Linked DNA regions of Homo sapiens: region 2 is linked to region 1. Evidence: chromatin loops called from intact Hi-C (ENCODE). Cell type or tissue: A673. All regions are shown on one strand.

Evidence for each region. Hi-C counts contacts between places; a loop is a spot of excess contacts. Peaks named below come from ENCODE experiments on the same cell type or tissue, not always from the same donor. Only the 100,000 strongest peaks of a DNase experiment are listed, where the experiment ranks them.
Region 2: it touches region 1 in a loop (5-fold over the local background); 5 of 110 quality-filtered maps call a loop at or near these places.

What each region holds. Positions count from the first base shown.
Region 1 is chr11:37,001,565-37,006,564 of GRCh38, forward strand. No RefSeq gene overlaps it. Among named protein-coding and RNA genes, the nearest start is that of RAG2, 410 kb to the left of the region's middle. In A673, a CTCF peak has its summit at 2,114 (motif pointing right); DNase peaks (open chromatin) are centred at 1,487 and 2,127; H3K27ac peaks cover 2,363 bases.
Region 2 is chr11:37,442,686-37,447,685 of GRCh38, forward strand. No RefSeq gene overlaps it. Among named protein-coding and RNA genes, the nearest start is that of LINC02760, 490 kb to the right of the region's middle. In A673, a CTCF peak has its summit at 3,092; no DNase peak of the experiment used is centred here.

The sequences.
Region 1 (5,000 bases):
TGTTGGCTCACTGCAACCTCCACCTCCCGGGTTTAAGTGATTCTCCTGCCTCAGCTTCCCATGTAGCTGGGATTACAGGCATGCGCCACCACGCCCATCTATATTTTTGTATTTTCAGTAGAGACGGGGTTTCTCCATGTTGGTCAGGCTGGTATCGAACCCCCGATCTCAGGTGATCCGCCCGCCTCGTCCTCGCAAACTTCTGGGATTACAGACGTGAGCCACCATGCCCAGCCTTCCATTGTCTTTTTAATTAAAAAATGATCTAATAACTGATGCATTAAATAACGCAGTAATAGGTCTAGCCAACTATTTGAAAGATTTCTGGGGCTTAAAATTAATTTAAAAAATACTGGTATGTGTACAATCTTCTAATTGTCAGTGTAAAATGTCTCATTTTTAGGCAATGCTGAACAGTTCTTTAAACTGTGCTCATGATCCAGGTAACACATTGCCCAGAGGTGACCCTACAGCTTGGTATCTTTCTGATTTTCCTGAGCCTGAGGGTACTGAGGGAAATGCTGGGAAATGTCTAACCTCTTGAAAATAGCTTTGGGATTAGGGTAGTTAAAAAAATTAAAAGGCGAGGGCATGCCAACAAAGTAAAGATTTTTCTCCATTGGGAGATGTGTGAGCATATCTGACAACATTCTGAAATTTTTTAATTAGCAGCACAGTAAGATATTAAACTACACTATAACCAAGACACTCTTACATCAATGATCCAAAACATCTGCTATTGGGGGGTCAGTGTGTGCAGTTTTGCTCTTTCTTTCTGTAATTCCAGCATATATTCCGAAACAGCTAAAAAAGAAAAAGGTGTAAAATAGTCTCCACTGTTTTGGATAACATGAAAAGAAAGCAGATGGGTTTTAATCATAGATTCTAAAAAGGATTAGGCATTTTGGACAATCAGAACAAAAAATAAATGGTAGAATTTAAATTATGGCCATACATGTCTTCAACTTGTTCAAGGGAAGAGCCAATCAAAGTTGTCTCTAATAATGATGTTCTGTGTGGTCACAATGTCTGCGTCTGGATAACAAAACCATATAGAATCATGATAAAGAATCATGATAAAGAATCACAATTATGGAGACCTTAGAAATGACACCTCTTAGCACCTACTTGTTGGGTAGAATCTTACAGATTCTCCTACTGATATTACCATACCTCCGTTGCATTCTTCCAGGGAAAGGGAATTTATTAAAATTCAAGCCTCACAATTCCACTTGTGCTCAAACACTGGTTTTTGATTTTTTTTTCTTGATCTGAGTATGACATCTCTGTAGCAACTCATCTCGTAAAATGTGTAAGTATGGAGCCACTTTGGTAAGACAGTGTTCAGAGTCCTGCCAATTGAATATCTCTTTTGGAAATTCCTTTGGAATCTAGATTCCAGAGCAGTGGTTTTCAATTGGGATGATGTTGTCCCCCAGGGTCCATTTGGCAATGTCTATAGGCATTTTTGGATTGCACAACTGGGTGCCACTGCATTAAGTGGGTGAAATTCAGGGACGCTGGCTCTATAATGATTATAATCCTATAATGTACAGGAAACCTCCTATAACAAATAATCATCCAACTCAAAATGTTAATAGTGCCAAGGCCAAGAAATCCTGCCATAAGCAATAAAAAATAAGTCTAAGCTCTTTTTTGCACGAGAGACCTTTTGATATGTGAAGACAGTTATAATCTCAGCTTCTTCTTGTTCAGGCTTTGTAATATTTGTAATTATATTTGTAATTATATTATATTAAATATGGTAATTAGTTTGTAATTACATTTGTAATTACTTCAGTTGTTGTTCTCAATGTGCAGACAGCCTCCAGAGTCCCTCCTTGGGACATCCTTTAATTTCTCAAAGTCCTGTTCATAATTACATATTCAAACATGCAAAATTTCCCATATGTGTTCTCACTGAGTTTAGCATAGCAGTGCTCAGAAAACACTTGCAAAAGGATAAATGGGTCCATGAGGCAGTAAATCAAAGAAAAGAAGAAGAATAAGAAAATGTAGAGCGTTGAAATTCCCTAATGAGGTCCTTCGTTTATGAAGATTAAAAAGAAAAATCAAAGACTTTATGTGCATTGGTAGAAATGACACAGGATGCATACAATACCTCAAAGCTCCAGTAGGGGGAGCCCAGTCACTAATTGAAAGACTGCACGGAAGTGTTAGGGTTTAACTACGACTTTCTTAAAAACTTCCATTGGGAGGCCGAGGCGGGCGGATCACGAGGTCAGGAGATCGAGACCATCCCGGCTAAAACGGTGAAACCCCGTCTCTACTAAAAATACAAAAAATTAGCCGGGCGTAGTGGCGGGCGCCTGTAGTCCCAGCTACTTGGGAGGCTGAGGCAGGAGAATGGCGTGAACCCGGGAGGCGGAGCTTGCAGTGAGCCGAGATCCCGCCACTGCACTCCAGCCTGGGCGACAGAGCGAGACTCCGTCTCAAAAAAAAAAAAAAAAAAAACAAAAAAAACTTCCAGAGAGAAATGAAAATATTTTATCTTTTTGATTTGTTTATATGCGTTATCTATGGAGGATGTAGAGCAATGCCATTTTGATCTTCTAGTTTGAGAAAAAAAGTCCAGAATGAGAATTGTGACTTAATTGTTCAACCTAAGCACAGGCATGGTTTCTTTTTCATGGCTGTTCCATTGGGAAACTCAAACCCATCCACTTTCATGGCGGCAGATACCATTTCATGAGAGTGCACCTATTTAAAGGCAGTTATTAGACTTCTTGAGCAATAGGACATGCAAAGTTTAGATTTCACAATGGAGCAGAAAGAGTTTGTGGGGTCGTTGGAGAGAAAAACTATCCCCTTATTCATTGAATTCTGTCCTGTGTGAGATGGTCACCTATTTTAGGTGAATTCATGAACTGTCAGCTGTCAGGGGGGATGTGTGCAGTGTGTGAGCCACCCTATTCCACTCCTCACTGTGCCTCCGTCAACATGGGCATTCCTCCTCAATCTTACTGATGTCATGGGTTAGGTCAGAAAATATAATTTCTTCAGATTCTAAGGATCATTTCCTGTCTTAAAGAGCAAAGTTTACTTTATATTCAGATTGATTGTGAGCGAATGGAGGAAGCAATTAGGAGATTCCAGACACAACAGGGCCATGTCTCTCTTAAGGATAATCACCAGGGGTGGGAGGCATGGCCGGTTTCAGTTCTTCCCTACAAAATTCCATTGCCAGGAATGACTTGCTTTGGAACATTCTCTCCAATCATTGTCTACCCATGTGTGATGCCTGTTTATCCTTTTCCTATCTGACCCCAATAAGTTCCCAAGGCACTTCGCTACTGTTCTTTGTCAATGACAAATGGTTGTTTAATCTAGACATCCATATATTGCTGCTTCTCATGCTCCTGATCAGAAGCAGGAGGCCAGTATGATTGAGTTGCTCACTCCCCCAAAACCAGAAGTTCACACGTGAATTTATTCAGCTTCTATGAATTCTGATTCTCCAGCAACAGAAGGGCCAAGCCTAACAATTTTTCTGAAGAGGTTTTGGCATAGCAGGAAAAACATGGAATTTTGAATCAGAGACCTAAATTCCAGACCCTGCTCTTCAACTTGGTGTTCAATAGTTACTTAATTTTCTCACCTCTATACTTTTCAAATAAAGTAATAAATATTATGTAATAAAGAAATATATGCTATTTTTTCAAATAAAGTAATATACCTACTTATTTTTGAAGCAAAAATAGTAATGCCACAAAAAATCACTTTTTACATTGAAAATGGCATACGCATATTTATATGTTATGCTGCAAGTAGATTATGTTTAAGATATCTCAGTTGAATACTAGTATGACACTATTAGAAATTAAAGTTGTTACATCATTCTGAATACTTCTTAGGGAAATATCCTAGAAGTTAATTACAAGGAGATGGGATAATGGAATGACTTCATATGGGGCTGTGATAAAAACAAGTGGGAACTAGAGTTAAAGGAGGTAGAATACCAGAGGAAATGTTACTCTAAAGAAGAGAACAGAGATAAAGAAAGATTGTTTTGCAAAAGAAAAGGCTCTCCAAATAAACTCAAAAGAACCTGCTATTAGGTATTAGCTTTATGTAGCAAGCTAAGGTTAACAATCTATTCAAAGATTACAAACTGATTATCTAGCTGAGAATAAAGCAGGATACACAGAAATAAAGCTGAATTTTGGAAACTCAGTTAATAAGTGACAGAGAGGAATAGATTCTTGGGTTTGTCTCATTTCCACCACTCAACCTTAGGGAAATTGATCGACCTCTCTAAATTTCAGTTTCCTAATGTATAAAGTGAGGCGATTGGTCCATGAGATGCTGTGTAATAATCTGACCCATTTTTACATAAATTTTTTAAACCTATATGACCTTTACTATTCAGAATTTCTCCTTCTTTGTCCCTAGTTTTGTTTAAATTATTTACTTACGTTTAAAATAAAACTATTTTCACTGCTCTTATATTACAATTTTACATAAAACATGCTACAGTTGTAGATCTTCAGGAATCGTTCATTTCTAGACTTGGAGATGTCCATGTCCAAAAAACTTTGTGATGTGGGTGGATTTCACCTTGTCCTCGTTTGGAGTTTGGAAGAATCTCAAACTGATTCTGGTTAGTTCCAACCTTTAGGTGCTGAGTGCTTTTTTTTTTTTACACTGCTCCTTCAGGGAATTTAGAGTTTCTACATCTGTTTTAGAGACTTAAGCATGGAAGAGAGCATTATAAATATAGGGTCGTTTGCATGGGCCAAGCAATGTCTTACATCATTATTGGCCACCATGTCTGCTGGGTAACTGATGTGCAATGTGCAGGTAACTGTTGATGAGATGCTCTCACCCTGTGGCAAAGAGAAGGAAAACTAATACTATACCTCAGCCCAGGCTACTTGTGTCAGAGGAGTTCAAACCAGAGCGAACCCATCTTGAATACGGGTTGGGTAAAATAAGGCTGAGACCTAGTGGGCTGCATTCCCAGGAGGTTAAGGCATTCT
Region 2 (5,000 bases), 440 kb after region 1:
TCTGCTTTGACTAATAGAATGAAGCAGAAAGTGATTAATTAGGGAGTTCTAAGATGATTCCTCAAAAGAACATGCAGCTTCTGCTCTCATTCTCTTGGAATGCTGTTGTCATATAAAAAGTCCCAGGCAGGGCTGCCACAGATACATGGTCCAATTCACAGCTGACACCAATCATCTGCAGATTTATGAATGAGGCCACCTTAGACCTTCAGTCCCAATTAAACCACCAGATAGATAAAATCATACGAGTGACCCCAAGGGGGACCACAGTCAAGACCAAATTGTGGACCTGAAGAACAGTGAGCAAATAGGGTTTTGTTTGTTTTGAGAGAGGGTCTTACTCTGTCACCTAGGCTGAAGTGCAATGGAGCAAACAGGGCTCACTGCAGCTTCTGCCTCCAGGGCTCAAGCAATTCTCCCACCTCAGCCCCCACAAGTAGCTGGAACTATAAGTGTGTGCCACCATGCCAGGCTAATTTTTGTATTTTTTGTAGAGACTGTTTCACCATGTTGCCCAGGCTGGTCTCAAACTCCTGAGCTCAGATAATCCACCTGCCTCAGACTCCCAGAGTTTACAGGTGTGATCCACTACACCCAGCTAAAATAGTTTCTTTTTTAAGTCACTAAATTTAGGGGTACTTTGTTATGCAGCAATAGGAGACTGATAGAGCTTTAGCCCTTTAATCTTTAGCTCTAAGGAAGGGAGAGATAAAAGAGAAAACCACATCCTGTGCAGAGACAGTGTACGTAACCTTATCCAGCAAGGACTACAGGCCAATTAGGGTTTCCAAATTTGAACAATCCAAACGACTTATCTTTTCTGGGATCATGATGGGAGAAGGTAAAGAGTAAGAATGCTAAGAAAGACAAAAACCTTTCTTCCTGGCCGTCACAGATTTCTGTGTCTCTTTCTAGACTGTTTTCTGCTTAAGGGTCGGTCATTTTCTTATTTTCTTTTATTTTTTATTTTTTGAGACAGTGTCTCTCTCTGTTGCCCATGCTGGAGTGCAGTGGCACGATCTAGGCTCACTCCAACCTCTGCCTCCTGGGTTCAAGGGATTCTCATGCCTCAGCCTCCCAAGTAGCTGAGATTATAGGCACACGCCACCATACCTGGCTAATTTTTGCATTTTTAGTAGAGACAGGGTTTCACCATATTGGCCAGGCTGGTCTTGAACTCCTGACTTCAAGTGATCCACCAGGCTCGGCCTCTCAAAGTGCTGGGATTACAGTTGTGAGCCAGCGCTCCCAGCCAAGAGTCAATCATTTCCTTATTTAATTTATATTTTTAAAATACATATTCCTGTGGATTGCATAAAATATACCCTAAAATAATTAATTGCATTAATTTTCATTATAGCTCAGAAGTTCAAGGATTGGTATTTTTTTGCTGTAATTTACTTTGAAAAAATGGAATGAGCTTAACCAAGAACACATAGCTAATGATTGGCATGGTCAAAACTCTTATGGGACCTTTGATTTTTTCACTAGTGTCAGGTATTAACATATTGTTTGCTACAAATTTAAATATGTGACTCTGAAATGATGGACAATGTTATAAATTAGTGACTTAAGATGATTAAATTACTGACTTAATACATTCCATCTGAGAATTAACCATGGGGTTGCCAGTGTAGGAGGCTGATACTGCCATAGTCGTAAACAGAGCCAGATCTTGATTCACATATATCCAGTGCAAATTACAGCTTTGCATATTCCATTTTGTGTAATTTTGAGTAAGATTATCTGTCTGGGCCTCCATTCTAACATGCATATTGGAGAAAGTAACAATATCTACACTATAAAATAAGGATTTAGTGGCAAATATACACCATGGAATACTATGCAGCCATAAAAAATGATGAGTTCATGTCCTTTGCAGGGTCATGGATGAAGCTGGAAACCATCATTCTCAGCAAACTATTGCAAGGACAAAAAACCAAACACCGCATGTTCTCACTCATAGGTGGGAATTGAACAATGAGAACACATGGACACAGGAAGGGGAACATCACTCACCGGGGCCTGTTGTGGGGTGGGGGGAGAGGGGAGGGATAGCATTTGGAGGTATACCTAATGTTAAATGACGAGTTACTGGGTTCAGCACACCAACATGGCACATGTATACATATGTAACAAACCTGCACGTTGTGCTCATGTACCCTAAAACTTAAAGTATAATTAAAAAAAAAAGATACAATCTACAAAATACTTAACACACTTATAAATATAACAAATATGTACCTAATGTTTGTCAGGTTCCAGACCCTGTTCAAGCACTTTACCTCTATTAATGCACATAATCTTTTTTATTTTATTTTATTTTATTTTATTTTATTTTATTTTATTTTATTTTATTTTATTTTATTTTACTTTGAGACGGAGTCTCTCTCTGTCGCCCAGGCTAGAGTGCAGTGGTGCAGTCTCGGTTCACTACAACCTCTGCCTCCTGGGTTCAAGCGATTCTCCTGCCTCTGCCTCCCAAGTAGCTGGGATTACAGGCACTTGCCAACACGCCAGGCTTTATTTTTGTATTTCTAGTAGAGTCGGGGTTTCACCGTGTTAGCCAGGATGGTCTAGATCTCCTGACCTCAAGATCCGCCTGCCTTGGCGTCCCAAAGTGCTGGGATTACAGGCGTGAGCCAGCACGCCCTGCCAATGAGACAATCTTTACATGAGCACTATGTGGTAGGTTCTATTGTTATTCTACTTGTTTCACAAATGAGAAAAGTGAAGCAAAGAGAAAAGTTAAGTAACTTGACTGAGATCACACTGGGCTCCCTCCTAACATTTGTGTGGCTGAGGGCAAGAATATAAATGGTAGCCTTCGTATTCTGTGTCTAAAAAAAGAAAAAGAAAGAAAAGAAAAGAAAAAGAAAAATAGCAGTGTATCATGAACTATATATTCATATAAAATTTGCATTTATATTTAGTTAAATCCTGTTTAAAAGGGGGGAGTGGCCATATGGACATAGTTCAGGCGATTTTAAGTGCTGTGCTGAAATTGTCTCAGTCATAAGACAGGGAAAATGATGTATACAATTGGTTGACAAAAATGTCAAAAGTGTCGAGATATTTAAATTTTATAATTGAAGTGGCTCCCTCTGGCTGGCCTGTATTCTCATGCAGGGATTAGCAGCTCTCTTCCCTGGGATCAGTCTTACAAACTAAGAAGCCAAACATAAATTGATACTTGCTTTCTGCAGCCTGAGTACAGTGAAAAATCTGCTGGGACAAGGAAAGATGAGGGGCAGAGTCTGGCCCTGGCCAATGTTGCCTTTAGGATGCAACTGGATCCACCTATACCTGGGATAGAAACTGACCAGGATAAACTGGTGGTGAGCAGGCTCTCCTCTCCAGCACCTCACTTTTGTATCTTAGGATTTCCAGGTCTTTCTATTTACCACTCAAAACTACATCAGATGGGCATAGCATGGGAAGTGGTATAGTTATCAGAGAAACTTGGGCTGCTCAGGCCCCACTTAGGAAGATTTGGGTCATCCATCTTTAAACAAGTTTCCCTGGTATAAAGCATATTTCATCTGATTTTCCTAGGGGCGGCAGTTTTGATTTCTTCACCCTGGCTCTACCTATCCTTGCCCACATTTCTTGTTAGCCTGAGATTATCTGGTTTGTGAAACCCAATTTGGTTTTTACCTCTTTCCTTCATGTCTTCCCTCCTTTTATGAAATTTCAAAACATGTTAAGAGGCTGAAAAAAAAAACTTTGCATTTCAGTTTTTGTGATTTGGGGGGCCCTCTAGACATAGAGCTCAGAACACAGGCCCTTTCAGCCTAATCTAAAGGCAATACTGGATCAAAATGGAATAATGACAGAAATAGCTTCTGAACTCCTATGATCAGGTTCCAGAGCCTATGCTCTTAATTACTACACTGTACTACCCCTCAGCAAGACTATCCGAAAGAATCTTGTTTTAGAGGGACTTGTTCTATATGGAATGCCTTTGAGAAAACCTTGTCAGGATTCTTAATCTGTGATAGGACACAGCAGTCTCATTACATTATGGTCGGGTTGCATATAAGAATATATCAGAATTTTTTTTTCATTAAATCTCTGGCATGATTGCATTGCTATTTAAATTGCAATCTGAAAATGAAACAGTACTTTTATTTTTAGTCATTAAAATCATGCCAAAAACTGATGTGGAAAGGATTACTATTCAATGAGTGACAAGAGGGGGTTGATTTAGTAATTACATAATTTGTGTTTTCACATCTAAACCCTCTCTCTCAGGCTTCCTAGAATATACTAGATGTGAAGCTGTTAATCAATTATATCTTTAAAAAAATTACAACACTCATTCTACTTTTCTACAAATAATTCATAGTCATGGTACAATTGGCATCCCATAGCGATGTCTAGTAGTATGTACTTATTGTTGAATGTAAGAGAGCTTTAAAAATAACTAAAATGTACCATGAAAGTAAATTAGTAGAACCCTTGTTGTGATTCTGAATTCTTGATTGACTTTTATCGTCTTTGTTTGTTCATTCACCACAGGGAGAAGAGCCTACCATCACCCTGAAATTAACAATGTTCAACCCTATTAAATAACACTTAAAGAGTTATCAATTCTGAGTGTTACACTAATGCCATTTTCTGACTAAAATCTTAGAATTCATTTCCTTTGAAACTGAAAAGAATAATGATCTTCTCCTCTTATAATAATCTCAAATCTGCATTTACATAAGCAATCATTTTATTTTAGATTTTTAAGATTTTTTTTGGCTGCTATGTGATAAGATTATATCTTATAATTTTACCTGAAATGTAAAAAACCAATTGTAGTCTTTCTGATTCTACAATTTGGAGCTTATTATAGTTTAAGATTAATGAATTTATTTTATGTTTTCTTTAACTGTGTGTGGAAAGAAGAAAAACAAACAATATTTCTGTGATTGAATTCTAGCCCCAGCTATGCATGACTATATTGGGGAAGCTACTGGTTCACAGAATCTCTTATTGCTTCAAAATATTTT